Regions from separate parts of the Homo sapiens genome. Here region 1 is linked to region 2. The links are chromatin loops, found by intact Hi-C in ENCODE. Cell type or tissue: dorsolateral prefrontal cortex. All regions are shown on one strand. Each heading gives the region's core, and the rest is flanking DNA. Links, peaks and the distances in the headings are about the cores only. Region 1 holds the start of ZNF442 (zinc finger protein 442). Region 2 has its middle 5.4 kb from the start of ZNF844.

Region 1 (8,326 bases), core at 82-8,081, 310 kb after region 2:
TGACAGACTGGGGGAAAAAAAAAGTAAATGAAGGGTTTTTTTGTTTCTACAAAAATTGGACCTCCCCCTCCCCCTCTGCCTCCCCCTCCCCCTCTCGCTGTCCCCACGGTCTCCCTCTCCCTCTCCCTCTCCCTCTCCCTCCACGGTCTCCCTCTGATGCCGAGCGGAGGCTGGACTGTAGTGCCGCCATCTCGGCTCACTGCAACCTCCCTGCTGGATTCTCCTGCTTCAGCCTGCGGAGAGCCTGGGATTGCAGGAGCACGCCACCACGCCTGACTGGTTTTCATATTTTTTTGGTGGAGACGGGGTTTCACCGTGTTGGCCGGGCTGGTCTCCAGCTCCTAACCGCGAGTGATCTGCCAGCCTCGGCCTCCCGAGGTGCAGGGATTGCAGACGGAGTCTCGTTCACTCAGTGCTCAATGTTGCCCAGGCTGGAGTGCAATGGCGTGATCTCGGCTCGCTACAACCTCCACCTCCCAGCCGCCTGCCTTGGCCTCCCAAAGTGCCGAGATTGCAGCCTCTGCCTGGCTGCCACCCCATCTGGGAAGCGAGGAGCATCTCTGCCTGGCTGCCCATCATCTGGGATGTGAGGAGCCCCTCTGCCTGGCCGCCCAGTCTGGGAAGTGAGGAGCACCTCTTCCTGGCCGTCATCCCGTCTAGGAAGTGAGGAGCATCTCTGCCCAGCTGCCCATCGTCTGAGATGTGGGGAGCGCCTCTGCCCCGCCGCCCCATCTGGGATGTGAGGAGCGCCTCTGCCCAGCGGCGACCCCGTCTGGGAACTGAGGAGTGTCTCTGCCCGACCGCCACCCCGTCTGGGAGGTAAGGAGCGTCTCTGCCCGGCCGCCCCGTCTGTGAAGTGAGGAGCCCCTCCGCCCAGCAGCCGCCCCGTCTGGGAAGTGAGGAATGTCTCCGCCCGGCAGCCGCCCCCTCCAGGAGGTGGGGGACAGCTCCCGCCCGGCCAGCCACCCCGTCCGGGAGGGAGGTGGGGGGCAGCCCCCGCCTGGCAGCCGCCCCCTCCGGGAGGTGGGGGGCGCCTCTGCCCGGCCGCCCCGTCTGGGAGGTGGGGGGCCCCTCTGCCCGGCCGCCACCCCGTCTGGGAGGTGTACCCAGCAGCTCATTGAGAGTGGGCCATGATGACGATGGCGGTTTTGTCGAGTGGAAGTGGGGGAAGTGTGGGGAAAGGAAAGAGAAATCAGATTGTTGTTGTGTCTGTGTAGAAAGAAGTAGACACGGGAGACTCCATTTTGTTCTGTACTAAGAAAAATTCTTCTGCCTTGGGAAAAAAAAAAAAAATTGGAGGCTGAGGAGGCAGATCACTTGAGGTCAGGAGTTCAAGACCAGCCTGGCCAACATAGTGAAACCCCGTCTCTACTAAAAATACAAAAAACAAAACAAAAAAAAAATTAGCCAGGTGTGGTGGTGCAGGCCTGTAATCCCAGCTACTCGGGAGGCTGAGATGGGAGGATCGTTTGAACCCAGAAGGCAGAGGTTGCAGTAAGCTGAGATCGCACAACTGCATTCCAGCCTGGGCAACAGTGCGAAGCTCCGTCTCAAAAAAAAAAAAAAAAAAAAAAGGAATAGATGGCTACATATGTGACCTGTTTTCTGAAATCTAACTATTTCTGGCCTCTATGGAAATACTTTCTCTATCAATCTCTAATCTTATAGTTAATAAAACGTTGAAGCTGAAAAGAGTGAGTATCTCTTTTCAATGTGACAACCTCAGGGATGGGCAGCACTGACTCGAACACAAACAAGTCTAACTCAGGTGTCAGGTCATCCCATCTCCTGGGACATTAGTCACCCCCATCTGCTCAGTAAAGTGCTCAGTGACCACCCACCACCACCCCAGGAGATACTTCACTGTGTGCTTTTCAGGCTCATGCACACCTGACCTGAATGGGAGGTTCTTGCACAACTGGAATGAGTGGGTTCTCCAGTGCTTACATATTGTTTTCTCTCTTCATTAGTCTGAGAGTCAGGAAGGAAGAGATCACTTCTGTCTTCTCCCCCAAATACAATCATTCAACTGGCTGACCAGCCGTGTGTCCCCAAGGAATGGAAACTGGGGTTGGGGAAGAACAAGGTGATTGTCCCAAGGGTTAGCTTTTTATAGAAATGGTATACCAGAATATTCCTCCCATCCCACCCAGGGCATCCAGCTGTTCTCTGTGAGGCCCCACCCCAACACCTCAGGCTGCTCACTGGGAGAAATGACCCAGGGACTGATATTCACTGGACCCTCCCAGAGACAGGGCAGCTGTGTGTATCTTGGGTCAACCCCAGGCAGTTCTGAAACAGAACCAGGAAAAGGCAGAGAGTGGGCTGAGAACACATCACCCCATAAAGTTTCTAAAGGGGACTTTCAATGTTGATTAGGTATCCGTACCCAGGGGAAAGAAAAGGAGAGACACAAAGGTTTTTTTGTTTGTTTTTTTGTTTTTTACAGTGCAGTGTCAGGTTATTCTCTGCTTCCTCACATGTGAAATGTTCAGGAACACAAATCTTTTAAGAAGCCGGCCGGGCGCGGTGGTCACGCCTGTAATCCCAGCACTTTGGGAGGCCGAGGCGGGCGGATCACCTGAGGTCATGAGTTCGAGATGAGCTTGGCCAACATGGTGAAACCCCGTCGCTACTAAAAATACAAAAAATTAGCCGGGTGTGGTGGTGGGTGCCTGTAATTCCAGCTACTCGGGAGGGTGAGACAGGAGAATTTCTTGAACCCGGGAGGCGGAGGTTGCGGTGAGCCGACATCGCACCATTGCACTCCAGCCTGGGCAACAAGAGCACAACTCCATCTCAAAAAAAAAAAAAAGAAAGAAAGAAAAAAAGAAGCCATCCATTGCTCTCTGAAAACAAAATGAAAATTAAAATACTGGGACTCTGAAATTTAGCACGGGTGGGGCGGAGGAGGGAGGAGTTCATGATGTTGCTGTGAACTGAGGAGGGAAAGTTAGCCTGCGTAAGGCTCTGGAAACCAAGGGAGTTACTACCACCCCTAGGAGGAGTTAGAATGAGGGAACAGGGTAGTGGATTTGAGACCCTGCTACCCCCATCTCTGAAAAACTCGAAGAGGAATCAGTCACCCTGGGAAGAAAAGAAGGGACTGGGGACCCCGCAGACCACAGCTCCTCCCGTGCACAAACCCCACGCAAGAATCTGGATTCTGATTGCAGTTAGATATTAACCAGGTACCCTGAGCCCCACTGCCTCGCGGGGGCCGCCTTCCTGAGAGTCAGGTCACAGAAGACACTGACCGCCGGCTTCTGCATTGTGCCTGGGGATAAGATCTCGGAGAGCTGCTCGAGTTGCCCAAGTTCTTTCTCAGATCTTGAATTCCAACGGAAAGGCTGGCGCCAAGCAGGGTGAAAACCCCACGAGGGAACCCACTCAGCAGGAGAATGCGGTTTCTTCACCTCCCGTCCCAGGATTCGCCTGTCACTTCCCCACCAACCAGCGACCCCACACTTCAGCCGCCCCTGTCCAGACCCCTAAACACCCCCATCCCCAAACCTCTCATGGAGGCGGAACTGGGGTCTTCTCTCCTCTCCCCCTATTAAACTGTTTCTGCTGCAGGCCTTGGAGTCTCGGTGCAGTGACTCGGACCGCGAACCTGTGCCGGTTACAGCCGCACAATCTGGGAAGACGCGGAGCTGTGGGCATGGAGCTGCCCCAGAGAGGGCGCGGGAGCCGGGGCCGCAGTTGCTGCGCAGAAACGGGACAGGACGCCCGGGGTCCCGGCTGCCGGCCCAGCCCCCAGCTCCCACCCCGCGGCCGAGGGGACTGAAGGCCGGCTGGGCCAGGGGAACTCGGGTCCACAGACCCCGCAGTCGCCGCGGGGACGCCCGGGTCCCGCCACAGCCGGTTCTGGCCGGTTCCAACCAGTCCTTCGCCCTGCCCCAGGACGCCGGGCCCCGCACACTCACCATTTCCCGGCTTCCGCGGTGTCCCGTGTTCTCCCCAAGGTTCCCCGCTGCCAGCATAGGACTCAGCGTGACAGTGCCTGCCACTGACCTGCCAGGGCTTCTCTCAGCTACAGAGCCAGGAGCGGGAGCTCAGAGGGGTGTAGAAAGCTCCACCCTCCTCCCGGCAGCGCGCCTGACTGGCAGTTCCCAAGAACTCGCCCCCAACACTGATTGGGTAGAGCTCCAAATTCCGCCCCCCCAGGGAACTGATTGACAGAAGAAGGATCTTACACGGCTGAGTGGAGCGAGATGAAGCGGTTCCAGACACAGCCCTTGATAGGGTGGGCTTCCTCCCTTCGCTGTGACCTGACCCCTCCCAGGGGACATTTGCATTTAAGCGGAATTTCCTGCCTGTACTCAATGGGCTCTTCCTGCTCCTTCTTCCTGGACGGGGACCCACAAGTGTGTGCTGGGAATTCGAGACTCACTGCCCAGTGGAGCCATCCCCTGGCCTCAGAGCGGTAGGGGAGGCCCAGGCCACACAAACCACACTGAAGCAGGAGGGAAGGCCTGGTGTCCTCCAGGGATCAGGAATTTAGGATGAGACTGCTGGCTCCATGGTCAAGCCTTTCTCCCACCTTATCTCCCAATCTACTCATTCTCAGACCAGAAAATAAAAACACATCAACAATGAAATAAAATTGTTAAATGCATGGAAAATCTGGAATTATATGGCAGTAATCTTCTATAAAGGAATCAAAAGAAGGGAAAAGAAAAAACCTGAATTAGTTCAGAGAAATTTCAGCCACAGTTCAGCAGGAAACCCCCTTTCAGGAGGTTAAACATATTTTCAAGCTTAGAAGGCAGATTCTGACTCCTGAAGTTGAGTCCCAGAGTGTGTAACCAGCAGCTTAGCAGCTGAGTCTCAAACCACGTTTTAAACCTTTTTTTTCTTCTTCTTTCCCTTTTCCTCTTTCCCCTCCTGATCTCAAGATAATAACTTCGAGATAAACTGCATAGATGTTACCTCTCATCTTAAAATACAGCCTCAGAATGTGCTGTGAACTTCCACTCCCTTTCCTTTCCCATACTACACTGCCATGCCTTATGCACATTTATTTTTATTTTATTTTTTTGGAGACGGAGTCTCACTCTGTCACCCAGGACAGACTGTAGTGGCTCAATCTTGGCTCACTGCAACCTCCGCCTCCCAAGTTGAAGCAATTCTCCTGCCTCAGCCTCCCGAGTAGCACACTGGACTACAGGTGCACGCTGCCATGCCCAGCTAATTTTTTTGTATTTTAGTAGAGACAGGGTTTCACCATGTTGCCCAGGCTGGTCGTGAACTCCTGAGCTCAGGCAATCCGCCGGCCTCGGCCTCCCAAAGTGTTAGGATTACAGGCGTGAGCCACCACGCCTGGCCTGTGCACATTTATTTACCTAAATACTTATTAAGCACACACCATGCTCTCTTATTTGGTCATATATTTCCTTAGAAGCTTCAGGGGTTGGATCTTGTTAGGTACCAGGCACCTCTGGAATTCTCTTTCCAACAAAAGATTACTTCAAAGACAGAACCCACACCCAGCTGAAGAGTGACTACTATCGGGGAAACCAGCCCCCAATATTTCAACGTAGGTTCTATTTTCCCTAAGTGTCGGCCCATCTGAGAAATTAAGAGAAAGAGTACAAAGAGAAGAATTTTACAGCTGGGCCTCCAGGGGTGACATCACATATCGGCAGGTTCCATGATGCCCACCTGGGCTGCAAAACCAGCAAGTTTTTATTAGGGATTCTAATAGGGGAGGGGGTGTACGAACAGGGAGTAAGTCACAAAGATCACATGCCTCAAAGGGCAATAAAAGATCACAAGGCAAAGGCAAAATTAGAATTACTGATGAGGGTCTGTGTCCTGCTGTGCATGCACTGTCTTGATAAACATCTTAACAGGAAACAGGGTTCGAGAGCAGACAACCAGTCTGACTAGAATTTACCAGGCTGGAACTTCCCAATCCTAGTAAGCCTGAGGGCACTGCAGGAGACCAGGGCGTATTTCAGTCCTTATCTCAACTGCATTAAGACAGATACTCGCAGAGCAGCCATCTATAGACCTACCCCCAGGAATGCATTCCTTCCCCAGGGTCTCAATTATTATTATTATATATATTTTTTTGAGACAGAGTCTCACGCTCTGTCCCCCAGGCTGGAGTGCAGTGGCACAATCTCGGCTCACTGCAACTTCTGCCTCCTGGGTTCACACTGTTCTCCTGCCTAAGCCTCCCAAGTAGCTGGGACTACAGGCGCGTGCCACCATGCCCGGCTAATTTTTTGTATTTTTAGTAGAGAAGGGGTTTCACCGTGTTAGCCAGGATGGTCTCGATCTCCTGATATTGTGATCCACCCGCCTCGGCCTCTCAAAGTGCTGGGATTACAGGCATGAGCCACCACACCTGGAAGGGTCTCAATTATTAATATTCCTTGCTGGGAAAAGAATTCAGTGATATTTCTCCTACTCACATGTCCGTCTATAGGCTCTCTGCAAGAAGAAAAATATGGCTTTATTCTGCCCAACCCCACAGGCAGTCAGACCTTATGGTTATCTTTCCTTGTTCCCAGAAAATCGCTGTTATTCTATTCTTTTTCAGGGTGCACTGATTTCATATCATTCAAATACAAATGTTTTACAAACAATTTGTACAGTTAATGCAATCATCACGGGGTCCTGAGGTGACATACATCCTTAGCTTACGAAGATAACAGGATTAAGAGATTAAAGTAAGACAGGCATAAGAAATTATAAAAGTATTAATTTTGGGAACTAATAAATGTCCATGAAATCTTCACAATTTATGTTCAGAGACTGCAGTAAAGACAGGCGTAAGAAATTATAAAAGTATTAATTTTGGAAACTGATAAATGTCCATGAAATCGTCACAATTTATGTTCTTCTGCCGTGGCTTCAGCCGGTCCCTCCATTCGGGGTCCCTTAGTTCCCGCAACAGACTACAAGATTGACTGCAACTAATGTATAACCTGGCAGGATCCACGACGGAGAAGTCCCTTCACCAAATGGGACAATAATTCAAGAGGGGCAACCAGAGCAAGTCACGCCACCTGGTACCTCTAGCCCCGCTTGCCTCTTCTGCATTCCAAACCCTTTCTTTAAAAACCCCTGGGTTCTCTCCACAAATTGAACAGTGGAATTGCTTTCTGCTCTTCCCCTGCTAGGACAGATAATAAAGAAATCTCGTTCCCTCTTATCACAACTCATTATTATTTTGACTTCTTTCCACACGCGGTGAGCAGCCAGACCCTTTTGCCAGTTACAAGTGGGATCAGCACCTGGTGATGGGGCAGAGGCACTGAAGGATTTAGGGATGAGGGAGCTCAACTTGCCCTCCTGTGTCCTCTGCGCAGTGTGAAAATGCTCTCTCCTTCAAGACTTTAAATATTAATGAATTAAATGCTCCAATCAAAAGCCAAGGCATTAGAATTTGAAAATATAAAGATTTCCCATATTTGTATGAAATACAAGTGTCACTGGTAAACTGAGTTCTTTCTCTAGTTTGTATGAGTCACAAAGAAAGAATACCTAATGGAACAAAAAAAAAAGGCAAGCAGGATTTATTTTCTGGCCAGAGAAGGAGAAGGGGTCAGAGTCAGCTCTTGCTCCGAAGATACTTCCTCCTCCTAGAGCTGTGGGAAGCTGGGTAATTTTAAGCAGCTAGATATGGGAAGGGGAAGTTTGTAATATGGGTAGAAAGGAACTTCAGATGTTCACAAATCATAAACATGTCTCTTTATACCACACATGTTCAAAAGGCCAGCCGGGTGCAGTGGCTCACGCCTGTAATCCCAGCACTTTGGGAGGCCGAGGCGGGTGGATCACCTGAGGTCGGGAGTTTGAAACCAGCCTGACCGACATGGAGAAACCCCATCTCTACTAAAAATACGAAATTAGCCAGGCATGGTGGTGCACGCCTATAATCCCAGCTACTTGGGAGGCTGAGGCAAGAGAATCGCTTGAACCCAGGAGGCAGGGGTTGCAGTGAGCACTCCAGCCTGGGCAACAAGAGCGAAACTCCATCTCAAAACAAAACAATGGGCCGGGCGCAGTGGCTTACACCTGTAATCCTAGCACTTTGGGAGGCTGAGGCAGGCGGATCACGAGGTCAGGAGATCGAGACCATCCTGGGTAACATAGTGAAACCCCGTCTCTACTAAAACAATAAAATAAAATAAAAATTAGCTGGGCGTGGTGGTGCATGCCTGTAATCCCAGCTACTCAGGAGGCTGAGGCAGGAGAATCACTTGAACCCAGGAGGCAGAAGTTGCAGTGAGCTGAGATCGTGTCACTGCACTCCAGCCTGGCGACAAAGCTAGACTCCATCTAAAAAAAAAAAAACACGACGAGAAAGCTG
Region 2 (8,326 bases), core at 114-8,113:
TCCCCCTCCTCTCCACACCTTCATTTTCATTAGCGGGAAACTCTCACCTGGAGTCAGTTTAATCTTATTACCAGAAAGGGGTACCAATCCAGACCCCAAAAGAGAGTTCTTGGACCTCATGTAAGAACAAATTCAGGGTGAGTCCATAAAGTAAAAGCAAGTTTATTACAGAAGTAAAGAAACAAAAGAATGGCTACTCCATAGACAGAGCAGCAGCATGGTCTGCCTGACAATGTATACTTATAGTTATTTCTTGATTATGTGCTAAACAAGGGGTGGATTATTCATGAGTGTTCTGGGAAAGGGGCAGGCAATTCCCAGAACTGAGGGTTCCTACCTCTTGTTATACCACATAGGGTAACGTCTGGATATTGCCATGGTATTTGTAAACTGCCATGGCGCTTGTGGGAGTGTTTGTTAGCATGTTAATGCTTTATAATTAGTGTATAATAAGTAGTGAGGACCACATAAGGTCACTTTCTTTTCTTTTCTTTTTTTTTTTGAGACAGAGTCTCACTCCCTCGCCCAGGCTGGAGTGCAGCAGCGCAATCATAGCTCGCTGCAGCCTCTCTGCCTTCCTGCAGCCCCTGCCTCCCAGGCTCAAGCAATCCTCCCAGCTCAGCCTCCTGAGTAGCTGAGACTACAGCCACAGGCCACCACAATCAGCTAATTTTTGTATTTTTTGTAGAGATGGGGTATCACTGTGTTGCCCAGGGTGGCAGAGGTCACTTTCGTCGCCAACTTGGTTTTGGTGGGCTTTGGCTGGTTTCTTCAGCGCATTCTGTTTTATCAGTGGGGTCTTTATGACCTGTATCTTGTGATACCAGTCCTGCCGACCTCCTAGCTCATCCTGTGACTAAGAACGCCTAATCACCTGGGAATGCAGCCCAGTAGGTCTCACCCTTATTTTACCCAGCCCCTATTCAAGATGGTTTCACTCTGCTTCAAACACCCCTGACATTATGACTTAAATAAAGTCAACTTTATAAACCCTTTGTTCATAACACAACCCAAACAATTTGTTCTCTGAGGCTGACCTTCACAGATTTGCTTCATATATATCAATTACAGTCTGTCCCCAGCGACCCTGTGCATGCCAAAACCAAAACACTGCCCAGAAAATAGCTCCAGGCCTGAAGGTACCTCTGAAAGGTACAACCCCAGATAGGACAGAACCCCCGAGCGCATCTGCACGTGGGTCTTCTGCCATCCAGGGCTCTGCAGCTTCCCAGAATCCACACTCCTTCTGGAGCTGGAGGCCACCTTCAAGGGAGGGCGGGCTCCGGGGGAAGCCCCCAGGAGTTTGCAAAAGGAGCCCCCTTTCCCTCCTTTTGCAAACTCCAGACTAGCCTCAGCGGGGAGTCATTGGCCTCCGGCTCTGCTGCCCCCTACAGGTTATTAAGCCGCTTCTTACCCCATTGATCAGTTCCTAGAAACAAACACCCTCAATCCCAGTGTGTGAATAAGACGCCAGCAGAGTCTCTGCTTTCCTCCTGTGGTGCTTTTTTTTATTTTGTTTTGTTTGTTTGTTTGTGACGGAGTCTCGCTCTGTCGCCCAGGCTGGAGTGCAGTGGCGCGATCTCGGCTCACTGCAAGCTCCTCCTCCCGGGTTCAGGCCATTCTCCTGCCTCAGTCTCCTGAGTAGCTGGGACTACACAGGCGCCCGCCACCACGCGCGGCTAATTTTTTTTTTTTTTTTTTTTGGAGACTGAGTTTCACTCTTGTTGCCCAGGCCGGAGTGCAGTGGCGCGATCTCGGCTCACTACAAGCTCCGCCTCCCGGGTTCTCGCCATTCTCCTGCCGCAGCCTCCCGAGTAACTGGGACTACAGGTGCCGGCCACCGCGCCCGGCTAATTTTTTGTATTTTTAGTAGAGACGGGGTTTCACTGTGTTAGCCAGGATGCTCTCGATCTCCTGACCTCGTGATCCGCCCGCGTCGGCCTCCCAAAGTGTTGGAATTACAGGCGTGAGCCACCGCGCCCGGCCTCCTCCTGTGCGTTATGTATGACATAAGGAAAAACAGGCTGGGTGCGGTGGCTCATGCCTGTAATCCCAGCACTTTGGGAGGCCAAGGCGGGCAGATCATGAGGTCAGGAGTTCGAGACCAGCAGCCTGGCCAACATAGTGAAACCTCGTCTCTTCTAAAAATACAAAAAATTAGCCAGGCGTGGTGGCAGGCGCCTGTAGTCCCAGCTACTTGGGGGGCTGAGGAAGGAGAATCGCTTGAACCCGGGAGGGAGAGGTTGTGGTGAGCCGAGATCGCGCCACTGCACTCCAGCCTGGGCAACAAGAGTGAAACTCAGTCTCAAAAAAAAAAAAAAAAAAAAATTAGCCAGGCGAATAGCTTGAACCTGAGAGGTGGAGGTTGCAGTGAGCCGAGATGGCACCACTGCACTCCATCCTGGGCGACAGAACGAGACTCCATCAGAAAGAAAAGAAAGGAAGGAAAAAAAGAAGGGAAGGGAAAGGGACAGGAGGGGACGATAGGGGAGGGGAGGCGGTCGGGAGGGATGTGCAGCCCAGGAGGAGAAGGAAGGGGGCCAGGGAGGCTTAGTCAGTGGGCGGTGGGTGTGTGGGTGTGTGTCCTGTCAGCTTCACATTGTCCAAAGGATCAGAATTCAGTTGTGAGTTTATGAAAGTGAAAAGCAGGGAATGGCCTTTCTGGAAAACACATACTTCAAAGAAATGGGCTCAGTTCTTTCTTACTCAGATTTTGAACAACTCATTTTCACAACCCCAAACCCTCTGCAGGTCACATTTCCTCCTCTCATTTTGGTCTTGGCCTGAACCCTACCTGCTCTCCTTGCACCCTTGTTCCCAGCAAACCGAGGATTGGGCTGCTTATTCTCTGTGCCCAATAATGAGATGCAGATGAACTGGGAAAGAAGAGTTGCTTGCTTTATTTATTTTTTTTATTTTTTTGAAATGGAGGCTTGCTCTGTCTCCCAGGCTGGAGTGCAGTGGCGCGATCTTGGCTCACTGAACCTCCACCTCTCTGGTTCAAGCGATTCTTGTGCCTCACTCAGCCTCTCGAGTAACTGAGATTACAGGCATGCACCACCACGCCTGGCTAATTTTTGTATTTTTAGTAGAGACGGGGTTTCACCATGCTGGCCTCCAACTCCTGGCCTCAAGTGATGTGCCCGCCTGGGCAGCCCAAAGTGCTGGGATTACAGGCGTGAGCCACCGTGCCTGGCCTAGGTTTTTAACGGTATTCCTAAGGAAACACAAATCATGGCATGAGTGTGTCCTCTCTAGAAAAAGAATTAAATACAATGGTTGAAGTAAGAGTAGAAACTCCACCTTGGAGTCTTCTCCCTTAATGTGACACAAACATCATAGGTGAGTCTTCCAGACACGATTCCGCCACAACTTTTTTTTTTTGAGGCAGAGTTTTGCTTTTGTTGTCCATGCTGGAGTGCAATGGCACGATTTCCACTCACCGCAACCTCTGCCTCCTGGGTTCAAGCGATTCTCCTGCCTCAGCCTCCCAAGTATCTGGGATTACAGGCATGCACCACCATGCCCAGCTAATTTTTGTATTTTTAGTAGAGACAGGGTTTCTCGATGTTGGTCAGGCTGGTCTTGAACTCCCGACCTCAGGTGATCTGCCTGCCTTGGCCTCCCAAAGTGCTAAGATTACAGGCGTGAGCCACTGCACCCGGCCTCCCCCACAACTTATTACAGGCTGCCAAAGAGTCAGGCAAAACAGTGCTGGCATCCTCTTTTTCTCTGAAAAATGTGTGCTATCCCTCCCCTTGGCCTCTCGCCCACCCTACTCCCCGTCTTTGCTTTCTTCCTGTCCCCTCATTGTGTCCAGCCAGTGCCATTGTGTCCAGACCGTGGGTTCCTCAGTGGCCATTGCCTCCACCACCATGATATGGAAATTTTTTCTTAATTAATAGAGATGTGGGCTCACTATTTTGCCCAGGCATTTCTTGAACTCCTGGGTTCAAGTGATCCTCTGGCCTCAGCCTCCCAAACCGATAGAATTATGGGCGCAAGCCACCATGCCCAGCCTAGAAGTCTTTTAATGCATTTACATTTTCTTAGAATTTTCCTTCTTTACTTTACATACACACACAGGAGGAAAGCAGGGACTCTGTTGGTTTCTTGGGTTTTTTGTTTGTTTGTTTGTTTGTTTGTTTGTTTGTTTGAGACAGAGTCTTGCTCAGTCGCCCAGGCTGGAGTGCAGTGGCGCAATCTCGGCTCACTGCAAGTTCCAGCTTCCGGGTTCACGCCATTCTCCCGCCTCAGCCTCCCGAGTAGCTGGGACTACAGGCACACACCACCACACCTGGATTTTTTTTGTATTTTTAGTAGAGACAGGGTTTCACCGTGTTAGCCAGGTCGATCTTCTGACCTTGTGATCCGCCCGCCTCGGCCTCCCAAAGAGCTGGGATTGAGCACTTTGCCAGGTGTGAGCCACTGCGCCCGGCCGGTTTCTTGTTTTTAAAAGATGAGGTTGAAGATCTTTTTGTCTGATCATGGAGGTGAAATGCAGGTGAATAACCTGCAGGGGGCAGCAGAGTCTGAGGCCGGTGACTCCACGCTGAGGCCAGCCTGGAGCCTACAAAGGGAAGAAAACGGAGCTCCCCTGAGGGCTTCCCAGGCAGCCCTCCCTCCCCAGCAGGTGGCATCCAGCTGCGCAGAGCAGCTGCAGAACGGCTGTGGATTCTGAGAAGGTGCAGAGGCCTGAAAAGCTGGAAACCTTAGTGCAGATCCCCTGGGGGTTCTGTCCTTTCTGGGTTTGCCTGTCTGGAGCCTGGGGCCATTTTCCGGACAATGCTTTGGTTTTGATATGTGTAGGGTCACTAGGGTCAATAGTGTAATTTGTATATATGAAGAAAATGCGTCCAGGCACCCTGGCTCTTGTCTCTAATCCCAACACTTTGGGAGGGCGAGGTGGGTGATTAGGTTGAGCACCGGAGTTCAAGACCAGCCTGGGCAATATGGTGAGACCCCATCACTACAAAAAATACAAAAATTAGCTGGTTGTGGTGGTGAATGCATGTATCCCCAGCTACTCAGGAGGCTGAGGTGGGAGGAACGATTGAGCCCTGGAGGCTGCAGTGAGCTGTGATCGCACCACCACACTTAAGCCTAGGTGACAGTGAGACTCTGTCTCCAAAAAAAATGTGTGGTAAGTCAGGCTCAGAGACAGAATTGTTTGGGATGTTGAGAAAGAGTTAATGAAGTTGACAGTTTATTCAGGTCACAAACTTAAACTCACCGCAGGTGAGAGTTTCCTGACAGTGAAAATAAAGTTCTGGAAGGAGAGAGCATTTTCACACTGTGACGAGGAATGTGGATGTGAGAAGGCCTTGGCCTTGCCTCATTCCAAATTATCTTGACCTGCAGAACATCTGTCTCTCCCTCCTGATGTAGTCTTGCCTGGCCTCATCTGGGCTCCTCTCCTACTCTGAGGCAAGGGGATAGCTTTGATGGAGCGATAGGCTCTTGACCCCCAAAACATTTGCTAAAATATCGTTGACATAAAGCTGATTAATATGAGAAAGGCATATGAATTTATTTACCATGTATACAGGGCTGCCTTTAGTAAGAAGACCCACCCAACAATAAGATAGAAAAGCTTATATACCATCTTGAGGCTGTTACTAAGGGAGGAGACCACCCGTCATATTGTCGTATGCCCAATTTCTGCCTCCAAAGAAAGAAGAAGTAAAAACTAAAAGGCAGAAATGAAATCCACAAGCAGACAGCCCGGCGCCTCACCCTGGGCCTGGTAGTTAAAGATGGACCCCTGACCTAATCAGTTATGTTATCTATAGAGTACGCACATTGTATAGAAAAGCACTGTGAAAATCCCTGTCCTGTTCTGTTCCGGTCTAATTACCGGTGTATGTAGCCCCCAGTCACGTACCCCCTGCTTGCTGAATCGATCACGACCCTCTCAAGTAGACCCCCTTAGAGTTGTGAGCCCTTAAAAGAGACAGGAATTGCTCACTCAGGGAGCTCGGCTCTTGAGACAGGAGTCTTGCCGATGCTCCCTGCCCAGTAAAACGCGTCCTTCTTTAACTCCGTGTCTGAGGGGTTTTGTCTGCGGTTTGTCCTGCTACATTACCAGAAAGGGGTCCTAATTCAGACTCCGGGAGAGAGTTCTTGGTTCTCATGAAAGAACTCAGGGTGAGTCCTTAGAGTAAAGTGAAAGCAAGTTTATTAGAGAAGTAAAATCTCAGGCCAGGAGCGGTGGCTCATGCCTGTAATCCTAGCACTTTGGGAGGCTGAGGCTGCCAGATCACCTGAGGTCAGGAGTTCAAAACTAGCCTGGGCAACACGGTGAAACCCTGTCTGTACTAAAAATACAAAAAAAATTAGCCAGGCATGGCTGCATGTGCCTGTAGTCCCAGCTACTCGGGAGGCTGGGGCAGTGAGGTGGAGGTTGCAGTGAGCTGAGATTGCACCACCACAATCCAGCCTGGGCAATAGAGGGATACTCCATCTCCAATAAAAAAAAATGAATTGGGTTTAACATTAATAAAATATCAGTAATAATTATAATTTTTATGTGAAATTACTGTGTGTCACAGAAATGACCAGACCTTAATAATGGATGTTCTTCGCCGGGTGCAGTGGCTCAAAGTGCTGTAATCCCAGCACTTTGGGAGGAAGAAGTGGGTGGATCACGACGTCAGGGATTCAAGACCAGCCTGGCCAACATGGTGAAACCCTGTCTGTACTAAAAATACAAAAAATTAGCTGGGTGTAGTGGTACATACCTGTAATCCCAGCTACTCAGGAGGCTGTGGCAGGAGAATTGCTTGAACCCAGGAGGCAGAGGAGATCTAGACCATCCTGGCTAACACGGTGAAACCCCCTCTCTACTAAAAATACAAAAAAAAAATTAGCCGGGCGTGGTGGCAGGCGCCTGTAGTCCCAGCTACTCGGGAGGCTGAGGCAGGAGAATGGCGTGAACCCAGGAGGCGGAGCTTGCAGTGAGCTAAAATCGCACCACTGGACTCCAGCCTGGGTGACAGAGCGAGACTCCGTCTCAAAAAAATAAAAATAAAAATAAAAACCCGGGTGGACAAGAAACAAAAAATAAAAAGAATTTTAAAACTGTAAAACTGTTGTTGAGTACTAATGTGCTCATAACTATTGAGCAGAACAGAAGTTTATGACATAGACTGAACTAAGGGAAGACTAAAATAATCTTTTTATAGCTTTTTGTTTAAAATATTGCTAATTCTTTTGTTTTTCAAAGTCCAGAAAAACTTTTTTTTTTTTTTTTTTGAGATGGAATCTCACTTTGTCACCCAGGCTGGAGTGCAGTCACTCAATCTCAGCATCTCGCTCACTGCAACCTCCACCTCCCAGGTTCAAGTAATTCTCCTGCCTCAGCCTCCAGAGTAGCTGGGATTACAGGCACCCGCCACCAGGCCTGGCTAATTTCTGTATTTTTTAGTAGAGACTGGGTTTCGCCATGTTGGCCAGCTGGTCTTGAGCTCCTGACCTTAGGTGATCTGCCCGCCTTGGCCTCCCAAAGTGCTGGGATTACAGGCGTGAGCCACCGTGCCTGGCCATAGGTATCACTTTCTTTACGGCCCAGAACAAATAGCCCTCCTAAACAAATAATGTACATAACTCACAAATTTCTTGCTTACCATCAAAAACCTTGATTTATCAAACATTTCAGGTGACAAAACAATGCAAGTTCCCAAGTTGCATTCTATAAAATCTCTAGCAAACCTTTGTTTCTTTGCAGCCGGCTCCCTTCTGCTGGTTCTGCCTGTTGCCTTCTTGCAAGGTACTTTCATATTTTCCTTAATAAATCTGCCTTTTTTTTTTTTTTTTTTTTTTTTTTTACCTACAACTGTCTTGGTAAATCCCTTTTTTTTTTTTTTTTTTTTTTTGAGATGGAGTCTTGCTCTGTTGCCCAGGCTGGAGTGCAGTGGCACAATCTCGACTCACTGCAGCCTTTGCCTCCCGATTCTCCAGCGATTCTCCTGCCTCAGCCTCCTGGGTAGTTGGGATTACAGGCGCCCACCACCAAGCCCGGCTAATTTTTGTATTTTTAGTAGAGATGGGGTTTCGCCACATTGGCCAGGCTGGTTTCAAACTCCTGACCTCAGGTGATCCGCCCGCCTCGGTCTCCCAAAGTGCTGGGATTACAGGTGTGAGCCACATCGCCCGGCCAGTCTTGATAAATTCTTTTACCCTTGCGCCACTGGCCCAGATAGTAGCCACTCACCCACAACATAGATGAAGACTCCCACAGAGAGAATGGATGCAAAATGCTTCTTTTAAGAATTTCTGGCCGGGCACGGTTGCTCACGCCTGTAATCCCAGCACTTTGGGAGGCCGA

What was found. Hi-C counts contacts between places; a loop is a spot of excess contacts. Peaks named below come from ENCODE experiments on the same cell type or tissue, not always from the same donor. Only the 100,000 strongest peaks of a DNase experiment are listed, where the experiment ranks them.
Region 1: it touches region 2 in a loop (2.3-fold over the local background); 3 of 110 quality-filtered maps call a loop at or near these places.

The regions. Positions count from the first base shown.
Region 1 is chr19:12,361,607-12,369,932 of GRCh38, forward strand. It overlaps ZNF442 (zinc finger protein 442), which reads right to left and starts at 4,077. Exons shown (of 6, transcript NM_030824.3): 1 at 3,927-4,077; 2 at 3,196-3,637; 3 at 1,948-2,065. The coding sequence starts at 2,025. RefSeq lists a silencer at 3,611-3,790 and an enhancer at 3,891-3,990. In dorsolateral prefrontal cortex, for the core only: CTCF peaks have their summits at 4,385 and 4,584; DNase peaks (open chromatin) are centred at 3,295, 3,645 and 4,115; H3K4me3 peaks cover 2,186 bases; H3K27ac peaks cover 1,971 bases.
Region 2 is chr19:12,055,125-12,063,450 of GRCh38, forward strand. No RefSeq gene overlaps it. Among named protein-coding and RNA genes, the nearest start is that of ZNF844, 5.4 kb to the right of the region's middle. In dorsolateral prefrontal cortex, for the core only: CTCF peaks have their summits at 1,400 (motif pointing left), 4,530 (motif pointing right) and 4,738; a DNase peak (open chromatin) is centred at 4,527; H3K4me3 peaks cover 407 bases.